2 separate regions of the Homo sapiens genome follow, and region 1 is linked to region 2. The links are chromatin contacts, found by Hi-C or POLR2A ChIA-PET in ENCODE. All regions are on one chromosome and are shown on one strand. Each heading gives the region's core, a stretch centred on a gene start or an enhancer-like site at or near the end of the contact. The rest is flanking DNA. Distances are from core to core; before and after follow the strand shown. Region 1 overlaps BRD4 (bromodomain containing 4). Region 2 overlaps BRD4 (bromodomain containing 4).

Region 1 (6,300 bases), core at 971-3,470, 55 kb before region 2:
GAATTCAGTCTATAAATGTTTGTGTTCTGACTGCTCCAGCTACTGACTATTTCCCATCTCTTTTCCTCTCCTCAGACCTCTCTATTCCTTGAGACACAACTGTCTTAAAATTAGGCCGGTTAATAACCCTATAATAGCCTTTAAAGTGTTCAGATGAAAGGAAGGGTCTCGCGTCTCTCACACCAAGTCAGAAGCTAAAAATGGCCAGGCGTGGGGTTCATGCCTGTAATCCTAGCATTTTTTGGCAGGCGTAGGTGGGAGGATCGCTTGAGGACAAGAGTTTGAGACCAGCCTGGGCAACATAGTGAGGCCTCGTCTTCATAAAAAAAATGGAAAAAGTAGCCAGGCATGGTGGCACACGCCTGTGGTCCCAGCTACTTGGGAGGCTGAGATGGGAGGATTGCTTGAGCCTAGGAGGTTGAGGCTGCAGCGAGCTGTGATCATGCCACTGCACTCCAGCCTGGATGACAGAGCAATACCCTTTAACAACGCTAAAAGGCCAATAACATATTTTGAAAGCCAAAAGCTAGGCTGCTTAAGCCAGAGAGTTAGCCAGATTGTGAATGCAAAGGAGTTCTCGAAGGAAATTAAAAGTGTGACTCCAGTGAATGCCTGAGTGATAAGAAAGTGAAACAACCTTATTGCTGACATGGAGAAAGTTGTAGTGGTCTGGATAGATCAGGTCAGCTGCAATATTCCCTTAAGCCAAAGCCTAATCTAGCAAGGCCGTAGTAACTCTATTCAATTCTTTGGAGGCTGAAAGAGGTGAGAAAGCTGCAGAAGAAAAGTTTGAAGCCAGCAGAGGTTGGTTCATGAGGTTTAAGGAAAGAAGCCATCTCCAAAACATAAAAGTGCAAGGTGAAGCAGCAAGTGCTGATGGAAAAACTGTAGCAAGTTATCCAGATCTAGCTAAGATAATTGATAAAGGTGGCTACAGTAAACATTTTAGTGTAGACAAAATAGTTTATTGGAAGAAAATGCCATCTAGGCTTTTATAGCTGTAGAAAAATCAATACTTGGCTTCAAAGGACAGGCTGCCTCTCATTAGGGGCTACTGTAGCTGATGACTTTAAGTTGAAGCTACTGCTCATTAGCCATTCTGAATATCCAAGGACCTTAAGAATTATGGTAAATCTAAATTATGCTAAATCTACTCTGCCTGTGCTCTGTAAAGGGAAAAACAAAGTCTGGGTGACAGCACATCTGTTTACAGCATCATTTGCAGAATATTTTAAGCCCGCTGTTGAGACCTACTGCTTAGAAAAAATATTTTTCAAAATATTACAACTCATTGGTGATGCACCTTGTCACCCAAGACCTCTGATGGACATGCACAAGGAGGTGAATGTTTTCGTGCCTGCTAAAACATCCATACAGCAGCCCATGGATCAGTTTCACCTTTCAAGTCTTATTATTAAGAAATAACATTTCAGGCTGGGTGCTGTGGCTCATGCCTGTAATCCCAGCACTTGGGTAGCCAAGGCAGGTGGATCACCTGAGGTCAGGAGTTTGAGACCAGCCTGACTAACATGGAGAAACCCTGTCCCTACTAAAAATACAAAATTAGCCAGGCGTGGTGGCTCCTGCCTGGCTACTTGGGAGGCTGAGGTGGGAGAAATCCCAGCTACTCGGGAGGCTGAGGCGGGAGAATCGCTTGAACCCAGGAGGTGGAGGTTGTGGTGTGCTGAGATCGCGCCATTGCACTCCAGCCTGGGCAACAACTCCGTCTCAAAAAAAAAAAAAAAAAAAAGATGGTCTTAATTTTAATGTAGGTGAATTTATGAATCTTTGTTTTACGGTTGGTGGGAAGAACACTATCCTGAAGTGAAATATATTTTATATTTTCTTCTGGAAGTTGTAAGGTTTTGCCCTTCCAATTCATGCCCTTGATCCATCAGGAAATGATTTTTTGGGGGTATAAGGTGAGGAGTCAGGTGTGACCTTAGATGAATTACCGATTTCTTCTCGCATCAGCTTCCTTGGCTGCAAAACTGAGACCCTAATCCCTGCCCTGTGCGAGGTTCTTGTGAGGTCGGAATACAGCATACAGACACATTGAGCCCCATGTCTCAGTAAGCATTCAGTAATTGCTTGTTGGTTTAAGTCCAACCTTCTTCCCTAAGCATGTGGACACTCAGGGAAAGTTGGCGCTTAACTGGGAAAGTTGTTGCTCGTACATTGTCTGCCAGCTTACTACAAGCATCATGGCCAGGCTGGGTTTGGCTGCTCAGCACATCCCCTGGCAGGGCACTGGCGGCCTGGAAAATGTATAGCAGGCAGGTGCTCAGTCAGTCCTAGAGCTGATTTCATGTGATATCTGATGCATTTATTATAGAAATGAAAGCATAAAAATGTGTTTTAACTGTTTCCTACTCCCCCGGCACAGTGACAAGGCTGATTCCAGGCACAGCTTGGTTAGGCCAGCACTTGTAACTATGGTGGGGAGCCTCGAGGCACTGAGTGAGCTCAGCCTCCTTGGGCAGAAAAGCTTGTTTAGTTATTGCCAGCACACACTGTGTGTTCCTGTGGGCAAACAAACAGACGGCTGGAGATCCGGGGGACCTGGTAGTCGTCAGCATTTATGTCACCACCGTATGCCTTCTCTGAATGACTTGCGGAAGAATAGAGTGGGTTGGGATTATGTGGTAAGTGTAAAAAAGTTAGCGATCAGAGGGACTTTGGGTTTACCTCTGGAGAGGACATAATGAAGGTAATCCTTCACTGTGACGGATGAGTGGATATTTCTTTGTACCCTGAGCTCTTTCATCCTACCTTGGTGGTCAAATGTGAGAGCAAGTGCTTTGGGGCTCAGAGGGCATCACTCCAAGCATTCTGCATGGAGTCTGTTGTGGTGAATGTTCTTGCTGGCATCTTGATCAAGGACTTTGTCATCATTAGCCATCAAATGCTTGTTGGTCCTTCTCAACCCTGTAATGTTGATACTTAAAAAACTGGAAACATCCTGACAGAAACAGTCGAGAAGTGGTTGTGTGAGCTCTGGTTATCGCATTACAGTTAAAGTTGGCAGATAGGTTCTGTATTCAGTGCCCCATCAAAAACAGAACACAGACTATATAAGGGGAATATTGTTTGTAAGTAACTCTGTGGGCTAATTGTGCAAATAGGTGCTAGAATGCTGGGCAGCCTTTTTCCTTCTTCGTGGCTTTGTTGCATTTTATTGTATTGTTGTATTGCATTTTATTGTAATGACAGTTACTCCTTTTGATAAGATGATCTCAGTAGATAGGCTGAATTGTCCTGTTTAAGGCTACTTTTCTCCTCTGAATCTAAAGGTGTTCGCTGTCAGAGCTAGTACGGAGTTTTGAATTTGGCACTGTGTTGCCTAACCGTCTTCTCCCCCCGCCCCATCCCCGCATAGGCAAATAGTTTTACTAGTTTGACATTTAATCAAAATTTAAACATGGGGCCAAGGAAGGTCCTCCAGGAAGCATTAGTATGAAAAATATTGTAAACAGTAGCTTTGTTCTAGCCACACAATTTGGATTTCTCAAGATTAACTGTCTGTACATAAACACTCTTGAATAGCTATGTATTAACTTTCCCCTACTTTGAGCTGGAAATAGCTTCTCTTCTCCAGTTGATGTGAATGCAGGGGTAGTGTACCCTACATGGACTGTGTATTACTCCTTTAAGATTGTTGGTCTTGCTGCTTTGTTCTCTCAGTGTAAAGCACAAGTCACAGAACCATGGTTTACCTTAACTAGAGCCCTCCTTTCAGAAAAGCACTTTTTTTTTTTTTTTTTTTGCGACGGAGTCTCGCTCTGTGGCCCAGGCTGGAGTGCAGTGGCGCGATCTCGGCTCACTGCAAGCTCCGCCTCCCGGGTTCACGCCATTCTCCTGCCTCGGCCTCTCAAGTAGCTGGGACTACAGGTGACCGCCACCACGCCTGGCTAATTTTTTTTGTATTTTTTAGTAGAGACGGGGTTTCACTGTTTTAGCCAGGATGGTCTCGATCTCCTAACCTCGTGATGCGCCCGCCTCGGCCTCCCAAAGTGCTGAGATTACAGGCGTGAACCACTGCGCCCGGCCCAGAAAAGCACTTTTTAATTTTTTAATCCTTTTTTTTTTTTTTTTTTTTTTTTTTGAGTCGGAGTCTTGCTCAGTTGTCCAGGCTGGAGTGCAGTGGCACGATCTCAGCTCACTGCAACTTCCGCCTCCTGGGCTCAAGCAATTCTCCTGCCTCAGCCTCCTGAGTTGCTGGAATTACAGGCATGTGCCACGATGCCTGGCTAATTTTTGCATTTTTAGTAGAGACAGGGTTTTGCCATGTTGGCCAGGCTGGCCTTGATCTGTTGACCTCGTGAGCCACCGTGCGTGGCCGAACTGCTCTGTTTTACAGACAGGAAACACAAGGCTGAGAACATCTGTTACTCAGAGTCCCCCAGGTTAGCATGGAAGCTCGTGGTTCAGACCAGGCTGTCCTTGCCTGCTGCACTTGCAGGTCTGTCTGCCTTCCCTGCAAAGCAGCATCTCCCAGTCCTGGGGGGTCTCTGTACCAGGTCTAAAGGGGGTCAGGGTGGTGTACTGCATGTGGTTTGTTTATTCTCTTAAGTTTATATGCAATAAAATTCCCCTTTTTTTTTTTTGAGATGAAGTCCCACTCTGTCTCCCAGACTGGAGGGCAGTGGCGTAATCTTGGCTCACTGCAACCTCTGCCTGCTGGGTTCAAGCAATTCTGGAGTCTCAACCTCTCAAGTAGCTGGAATTACAGGCCTGCGCCACCATGTCCAGCTGATTTTTGTATTTTTAGTGCAGATGGAGTTTTACCATGTTGGCCAGGCTGGTCTCAAACTCCTGACCTCAAATGATACTCCTGCCTCATCCTCCTAATGTGCTGGGACCATAGGCGTGAGACTCAGCAACTTTTTTTTTTTTTTTTTTTTTTTTCTTTGAGACGGAGTCTCGCTCTGTCGCCCAGGCTGGAGTGCAGTGGCACAGTCTTCGGCTTACTGCAACCTCTGCCTCCCAGGTTCACACCATTCTCCTGCCTCAGCCTCCTGAGTAGCTGGGACTACAGGCGCCCACCACCATGCCTGGCCAATTTTTTGTATTTTTAGTAGAGATGAGGTTTCACTGTGTTAGCCAGGATGGTCTCGATCTCCTGACCTCGTGATCTGTCCACCTCGGCTTCCCAAAGTGCTGGGATTACAGGCGTGAGTCACTGCACCCAGCCTTTTTTTTTTTTGTTTTGAGACGTAGTCTTGCTCTGTCGCCCAGGCTGGAGTGCAGTGTGGTGCGATCTCGGCTCACTGCAACCTCTGCCTCTCGGGTTCAAGTGATTCTCCTGCTTCAGCCTCCTGAGTACCTGGGATTACAGGTGCGCACCACCATGCCCGACTAATTTTTGTATTTTTAGTAGAGGCGGGGTTTCACCATGTTGGTCAGGCTGGTCTTGAACTCCTGACGTCGTGATTTGCCCGCCTTGGCCTCCCAAAGTGCTGGGATTACAGGCGTGAGCCACCGTGTCCGGCTCCTCAGCAACGATTGATCTGTTTTCTGTGTCTATGATTTTGCTTTTTCTAGAATGTCATATTAAATGGAAAATGGCATCATACAATGCAGGGGAGGTAGAGGTTGAGTCAGGCTTCTTTTCGTTAACATAGTTTATTAGAGTCATCTGACTACTTAGTGGGAGTGTTTCAGTTGTTTCTTTTCATTGCTGAGTAGTGTTTCATCATATGGATAGACCCCAGCTTTTTCTGCATTTCTCAGTTGAAGGACACGTGGATGGTTTCTAGTTTTTGGTGATTCTTAATGAAGCTGCTAAAGCTATTCACATGCAGTTCTTTGTGTGAACATGTTTTTCTTTCTTTTGGTTAAAGACCTGCAAGTGAGATGGCTGGGTCATTGGAATAAATACATGTTTAGCTTTACAGGAAACTCTCAGATGTTTCTGGAGGGTTGCATCATTTTTCGCCCTCATCAGCAGTGGATGAGAGTTTTAGTCGTTGCTCATCTTCACTAGCACTTGGTATTGTCAGGGTTTTAGGGGTGGGAAGCAGTGGATTCACATAGTCTTGCAGTGGTATCAGTGTGGCTGTGATTTGTATTTCTTCATGACTAGTGACGGGGAGCATCTTCCCAGGTGCATTTTCTTTCTTTTTTTTTTTGGTATATATTTATCTTTTTATTTTGTCTTACGGGTGATTGCCCTACCCCACACATGGTTTTGTTTGATTTTTTGTTTTTGTTTTTGTTAAGATGGAGTCTCCCACTATCACCCAGGCTGGAGTGCAGTGGCACGATCTCTGCTCACTGCAACCTCTGCTTCCCAGATTA
Region 2 (7,211 bases), core at 2,422-4,921:
CTGAAGGACCCTCCAGGACTCCAGATGCCCACATTCTCTACCACAACTGCATGCAGAATGCCGTGGGCAGCTCACTGGCCTCCTGGCCTTCCCTGTCGCCATCCTTCACCCTTTCATCTCTAACCGTTACTCTCCCCACACTGCTTTTGTAATCCATCAGCCAGCAGGAGGCACTGCACCCCATGGCTGCCCAGGAAGGGCTGGCTTTGCCACCCGAAGCTAGGGCCCCCACTCGCAGCAGAGTGACTGGGGTGAATGGCTGTATTCTTGGATCCAATTAGCATTCCTGGTGGCCGCTGACTTTTCACTTTCCATGCCAGCCAAGCCTCCAGCTTGCCTTCCTCTGGGTTTTTGCACCTCCTGTTTTCTAGTTGACTTCTCCTACCAGGGGTTTTGTAGTCTTCTCATCTGAGGATCTGAGTGACCAAGTGGAAACCCCAGATGCTGAAATTGTCAGGGGACCTGATTAACTAAAATGACATGACGTGGTCGTGGCAGTGTGCTGCTTTAGCCCTCACAAGACAAGACACCTTAGAGGGCTGTGGCCATCACATCCTGATTTCCAGTGTGTGATCATGGCCTTTGCCCTTGGCCTCTGCGTCCCTCTTCTGGGCTCCTCTGCTTTGGGAGAGGAGTGGGAATGCTCCTGGTTTCCTGAACGAGTGCCCCACACCCCTCCTGCCGCTGCCGAGATTTTATTATTTTTTCACTCCCCCACTTTAAAAAAAAGTGGAAAGATTGTGCAACAAGTAATCTGAGAGTCCTGGGAACAGCTGTCCTGGCGGGAAGGAGGGCGAGATTTACAGTCTCAGAGCCGCTGGCTCCCAGGCTCCCAGGCTCTGGCGGTCCAGCCCTGGCCGCTCATGCAGCTATCTGGGCTCTGGCCTTCCCCTCTTCCCAGGCGCCCTCCCCACCTTGGGTTTTGCCTGGCTCCCTTTTGTCTTCCCAATCCTGGCCAGCAGGGGCTTTCCTTTGCCTTCTGTGTGCACTGAGTGAGCTCTGTCGTGGGCCGGCAGGGTGCTTCTCCTCTCAGGAGGGGCCGCTGCGAGGGTTTCGTACGGCAGATCCCGAAATGGGAACCCACACCCTGGCACCAGTAAATACAGCCTTCTGCTGCCCTGTCCCGCACAGGACTCTGCACTCTCAGGGCGGGGGGCAGAGGGGGCGTAGCTCCTTCAGCAGCTGCTCTCCTGGGTCCAGGAATCCCGGCAGCCCTGATGTCCATGGCCCGTTACAGGCAGCTCTGCCTTAACGGGAGTGGGTCAGGGTGGGGGAACATTATTTCCCTTTGGTCTTTTGGTGCCTAGTTGATTTGCAGGCCCGCGCCCCCGCCCCCCCCCCCCCCCCCGTTCTTGTGTTTCCATTTGGATTGGAGCCGAAATTCCTGAAAGGGCCTATTTTTGTCACTTATACTACGGGGTTAGTTCCGCTGACAACGGCCCTGAGACATGAATCACCAGAAGAAAACGAATGGAGTCACTAGATTGAGGCTGGGGGGTGTGATACATGAACACCCCTCTTGGTAGCTATCCATAGACCGGGATGCTGTGGACTGATGCAGGCGTGGGGTGGTCCTCTGGGGCCAGGCTCTAGTTCAGGGAGCAACGGAACACAGGCAGGAGGAGGATGGCGGGGGTGGGTGCTGCTTTCCCAGCTGTGTCCCAGGCCACCATGTATTCCCCACCCTCTGCCCCAGCAGCATGCAGTGCAGTGGGCCAGCCCTACCACTTCCTCTGATTCCAGCTATTGCTTGGGCTGTGGTCTTCCATTGAGCTGTGATTCCAGCTAAAGCCTGGAGCTGCTTGAGGATTCTGTATTGAGACAGGCAGGGGTAGGGCACAAATGCCACTCTCCCACCACCCCTAGGGCATCTGCAGACCTGGGTGGAGCAGGCTGGAGGAAGACACTGTCCCAGGTGGGCTGTGGACAGTACTGTGGCTTTGCTGTCATTAGCACTGGGGTTAGGTCTGCCAAGCACATGGGGCAGGGCATGTCCTAGGAATCTTCTAGCTTTCACTTGTCACATAGCTGACATCTGGTTCTTCCCAAGTGTCATGCACAGGTCTTTGTGAGCAGAAGTGTCCCCACAGCTTATGTCCCTCTTAGGAATACCCGTTTAACCTCAGCTACCTGGGCTGGGACAGGGTCTCAGGGAGGTGTGAGAGATCCTCCTGGGCTTTGGTCTGGTCGTCTAGTTGGAACGGGAGCGCAGTCCAGCTATTTTAGTTTCCTGGCTTCCTTTTCCCAGGATTGGAGCATGTGGGTGTTTCTTAATAGCTCCAGGGGAAAAAGGAATGCTTGATGTTTTGGAAAGATTTGAGCTGGGAAGTGCAGACAGAGGCCATGGGGCGTTCTTACCACACAACCAGCCTCAGCTTCCTGACCCCCAGGGTCTTTGAGGGACTTAGTCCATCTCCAGGCCTGCTGCTTGCCTGCTCCAGAGTGTGGCGCTTACCTAGGGGAATGGTGAGGACCCTGGAGGTGGGGGAGTAGGAAGAGACTTGAAGATAGGGCAGTAGCCTTTCTGTCTGCACAGCCAGGTGACTCCCCCCACAAACAGCCAGCATTTGCAGCTGGAGGGATTCTGGGGCTTCATGGGCGGGTGAGGGCGAGCCTTGTGGAATGTGGCCCAGAGTGAGAGGCCGCCAGTGGGCGGGTTTTTCCCATGCCCGCACTCAGGGGCCAGGGAGTAGCACGTCGGTTGCATCCGTGACTCCAGCAGAGGCATCCGCTCTGCTACGTGGGTGGGAACAAGCCCAGTGCCCCTCCCTGGTCCAGGGAGCCATGTTGGATACCCCAAAAAAGGAAAGAAAGGACAAGACTTTATTCCTTAGCCTGTTTCTTTTTCTTTTTTTTCTCCTCCTCAACAGTGTATATAATAGGTTCTGCTTTTTAGAGTTTGAGCTTTTTGTTTGGGGGATCTGGAGGAATGCAGAGATGAGGCTGTTTGCTCTTTCCCCTCCACTGGGGGTCCTGCATTCTGGTACCTCCTTTCTTGTAGACCCAGGAGGAAGGGCTGGCATCGCCTTCCTGAGACTAGACAGTGCACAGCCCCTGGGTGAGATGAGCTCAGAGTCAGCAGGGGCCTGGTGGGCTTGCCACACCTGGCTGGTGGGACAGGGCAGGGGCATCACTCAAATTCAAAAGAAGCCACTTGAGGGCAGTAAAGGAAATGCCGGCGTGCGCTCAGGCAGGGCACACGTGGAGCTTGCTAGTGGGAACCAGGGCCACTCTCTAGAAGCTGAGCAGGCTGGGGGCGGTTTCCAAGGCATCCATGCATTCTGCCTCTGTGACCTTTCTAAGCGGGCGGTGGGTCTGTCCCTACCCAGGGTTAGCCAGGCACGGGGCAGGGCTCCAGTCTCCAGTGCCGTTCTTGTGCCCATCAGCCACCAGGGCGCAGGAGGTTGGCTCAGTCTGCGGTTCTTCTGTTCTTGTGACTTAAATGGTACATTCCACACCATTTCTCTCACACTGGTTTCTCTCTCCCTCTACGTAGGTCCTGCCTAATCATTGGACACGGACTCTTAATAAAACGGTCTTCAGTTCCAGATTCCTTCCCAGCAAGCTATAGCTTAAGTCCATTTTCTTCCGTGAAAGGGACAGGACTCCATCAAGTTATGGAATTCCTCAGAGCCCTGGGCCTGTCCCCCGGGGTGGATTAGTCATGTCCAGCAGCACACGCCTAGTCCCGCCTTCGGGAAGGCTGCCTGCCTGGCCAGCCGCCCAGGCCTCTCTGTGTAAAGACTGCCTGGCTGTCCTGCCCAGCCTTCCTGGTTCTCTGGGGTCCTCTGGGTGGGTGGCATCTCCTGGAGGGTGATGACAATCCCCAACACATGCATTCATGTGGTGCTACTCTGTGTGCAAAGCCAGACCCCAAGTATGTTTTCTCTCTTTGTCCCATCCCTCTTTTTCTGGGACTTTGGACCCTAACTACTTCCCTCCTGAACCTTGCAGTGACATCAGTCCAGGAGAGCTCTCGTTCAGTGTGCGGAAGAACACTCTGACCTCTAGAGCTGTCCTAGATAAGGAGTGGGAGCTTTAGAGGCAAGGCCTCTAGACCCTGGAAGGCTCAGTGAGGCTCTTCCCACAGCATGCTTCTCACTGGTGCCCTGTAAGGCTCGAGCCACCGCTGACTCTGAGCCTTTTGGAGTCTTTCCTCCTTCGTCTCCATTGTTCCCGTGCATTTCCAAAAGCTTAAGTTGCCTGGTGGGCATTTCCCCAGTTTCTTTGGCCTCCGTCTTCTCAAGTCACATAGGGAAAGTACCTCCTGGAACCAGGCTGCAGTATGCAGGACCTGCCAGGCAGGCACTGGTGAAGGGCCTTGGGCCTATCATCCCCCCAACCCCACCTCACCCCACCCGCCTCCTCTAGTGGGGTGAGTCTGGGCTGGTGGACCAGAGAGGGTGTCACAGACCCTCAGGGACTGCCCCATGGACACCTCTGACTGGTGTTAACAGTGTGAACATTTTCCCCGTCTTCAGTCCCTTAGAATGACGACAGCCCCTGGGGTTGGGGCAGGCGAGTGTGGCCACATCATCCAAGCCCTCCCAGAGACACAAATAGGCTTTTTTGCTCTAAAAATAAATACCAGCCCTTTTTTGGTCACAAATCCAGCATCTCAGCAGAAAACTGCCTGACATGAAAAGTCCCCTGAGGAACTGCATCTGCGTTTCAGGGGCTTTTCATTTTTTCTCCTTTTTTAAAGTGTAGATTGTGGGTGCTTCCTAGAGGCCTGCCTTCTTCTGGAACTGGAAGTGGGCTATCACCATGGGCAAGCCCTTGGGTGCAGGCTCCCCACCTGCCTGGGAACTCTGGCAGCTCTCCTCAGCTCCTTGGGCTTGAGCAGCTGCAACTGCCCCAGATTTGCTGTGGAAGCAGGGGCTAGCCCTGGCCTCACCAGGGCCTCCCGGGGCCCTGCATTGATGCTCAGGAGTTCCTGGGCTGCTCTTGATCCTTTCTGGGCATCCAGCTTCCAGTTAAGCTCTGTTTGCCAAACAAACTATTCTCAGCTGCCCTTTGGCCTGCGCCTGATGTGTTCCTGTTGCAGTCCCGCCTGCCTGAGACAGGAGCAGGCAGGAGAGCCTTCATGCCCAGATTCCCACAGGACAATTGGGGAGCTGCTGGCATTGTCTTTCTGGGAAGATTCTGCTTTCTTGGACCAAATGGCAGCCTGATTACCAGTGTCGGGCCTGCATGCTGCCCCCGACACACGCACGCACGCGCACACACGTGTGCACATGGGCCATAGCCACAAGCCAGCTCTCCTCCAGGGTCCTTTCAACCTCGCTGTCCAGGGACCCTGTCCTTCTTGCCCGTGGGGCTTCCATCTGGCAGAGAACGTTCAGGGCTTGTTGAACTTGAAAGCTCATTAGACTTAAGCTGTCACCTGTGCTTGGTGCCCCAGGAACAGCCAGAGAGGACAGTGCCCACTCACTTCTTGTTGGCAGCCTCCTGTGCAGGAAGTGCCAGCCGGGCCTCGACGCACCAGCTGGCTGTGGGTCCTGAGGAGGGGCGGGAGGCGGCCGCTCAGTGCAGATGGGGACTCCTCTCCTCTGCCCTGACCTTACCCTCCATTACCTCCTTCACTGGAGTGGGGCTGGGGGGTGGGTGGAATCAGTGTTTTAATCGGATTTTTAAAAAACATTTTATTTCTTTGTACAATTACCATCCTATGTAAAGATGAAATTTGTGTTGAGTTGAAGATTGTCATGGAATAAAGATCACACCGTACTTGAGGCCATCTTCATGTAACCCTTTCTAGAGAGTTTTGTGTGGGGGTGTCTTGGGGCTGGTGTGTTGTGAAGCTGTGCACTTCCTGTCTTGTCTTTTACTGGTAACTCTGACACAAGGCTCAGACCACATGGGCCAGAAGGGGGTACCTCTACCACCAGCCCCTTTAGGCATCTGGTCCTGGGGGTCTGCCGTGCACATGCCGCCTTCTCTCCCCCACTTTTTAGGCCTGCCTTGCCTGGGGGCCCCAGCACTTGCAAGGGGCCCTGGAGACAAGTCCTCAGGATATTCCCTGTGGCCTTTCCAAGGCAGCTGAGACATGCCCCCTGGAACCCCCCACAGGCCCTGCTGCGCTTTGTCCCTACATCTTCTCCTATGGGCCTCTGCTCACAGCCTGCAGGCTGTGAGGGGTTAGAGTGACCATCCCTCTTTTACAACCAAAAAAACAAGGTTTCTTCCAAGGCCACGAGACAACAGGCGAGCCCCAGCATATCCTTCCCTTGCACACACACTTTTTCCCTCAACTCTATATCTGGACACATCCCTGAGGCTTCTCCTAGTCGGACTTCACACGGTGGCCCTGCTGCTTCCCCCTACCTTCCGCCTTCTGCCCCGGGTCCCCTCCAAGGTGTGCCCAGCATGCCCCCAGACAGCGCGGCTCCATCACCTCCTTGTGCCAGGAGAGAAGCCCTGGCCTTTTCTTCCCAGTTCCCTAGTGTGCAGGGTCCCCCTGGTCCTGTGGCTGCCAACCTCTGCAGCCAGCGCTCCTCCCCCCACCACCACAGCAGTCAGACTCCCTGTTGCCCTGACACTGCAAATCTACTCAAGCTTTCCCTTCTGGCATGTCTCACCCACAACAGTATCTCTCTCATCAGATGTCATACTCTGACCCAGAGCGTCCTGAGCCCTGTATGCAGGTTTTAGGCGGGGCCCCAGGTTCCCCCGTGTCCCCAGTTGCAGCCCCTGGTCATTTGTACGAGGACGTGTGTCTGTAGCTGCTGAGGTCTGTGTCTGTGTCTTGTCTGGCGTGGAGTGGTGAGCTCTTACAGGGCACAAGGTCCTTCCCCATCCCTTTTGGTGGCATGCTGCACTGAGGGCCACGTGCCTCACAGAAGCTTAGCGTGGCCCTCCACGAAGCAGATCCAAGTGGAAGGAGCCTGGATTTGGGCAAAGCATGTGTCCTCCAACACCAGCAGCAAGAGGCAGCACCCTGACAAGGAGCTCAGGCGAAGCCAGGCAGTGCCATGAGGTGCTTCTCAGTGACAGGAATCCAAAAGGCGCCATACCATGGGCCCGGCCTCCCATCTGGTGGCAGGCGACTGTGACCTGCCAGCCCATGAGCACTGGCCAGGGCTCATGTCCCCCTGTGGGGCTTGTACACCATCCATGTTTGGTGAGGGGACATCCAACTGGCAAAAGTCCCTTAGTGTAAATCTCTGGGGTGAGGACAGAGGTGGGCACGCTGGCTCTCGAGTACACCT

What was found. Hi-C counts contacts between places; a loop is a spot of excess contacts on that map. ChIA-PET counts read pairs that join two places held with the same protein, here RNA polymerase II (POLR2A).
Region 1: a map of astrocyte of the cerebellum shows a loop between it and region 2 (5-fold over the local background). The contact joins two enhancer-like sites. A Hi-C loop is called at or near these places in 3 of 168 maps with a recorded cell type or tissue (G401, astrocyte of the cerebellum and chondrocyte). POLR2A ChIA-PET finds 5 or more read pairs at or near these places in 11 of 52 experiments (AG04450, BJ, PC-9 and 6 more).

What each region holds. Positions count from the first base shown.
Region 1 is chr19:15,300,474-15,306,773 of GRCh38, reverse strand. All of the region lies in intron 1 of BRD4 (bromodomain containing 4), which reads left to right. Among named protein-coding and RNA genes, the nearest start is that of BRD4, 29 kb to the left of the region's middle. RefSeq lists an enhancer at 6,129-6,300. Within about 2 kb of position 2,220, at least 9 of the 41 ENCODE cell types and tissues checked have a DNase peak (open chromatin) inside an H3K27ac peak, as active enhancers do.
Region 2 is chr19:15,245,576-15,252,786 of GRCh38, reverse strand. The region is part of intron 11 of BRD4 (bromodomain containing 4); the gene reads left to right. Among named protein-coding and RNA genes, the nearest start is that of EPHX3, 17 kb to the right of the region's middle. RefSeq lists an enhancer at 1,372-2,243. Within about 2 kb of position 3,671, at least 28 of the 41 ENCODE cell types and tissues checked have a DNase peak (open chromatin) inside an H3K27ac peak, as active enhancers do.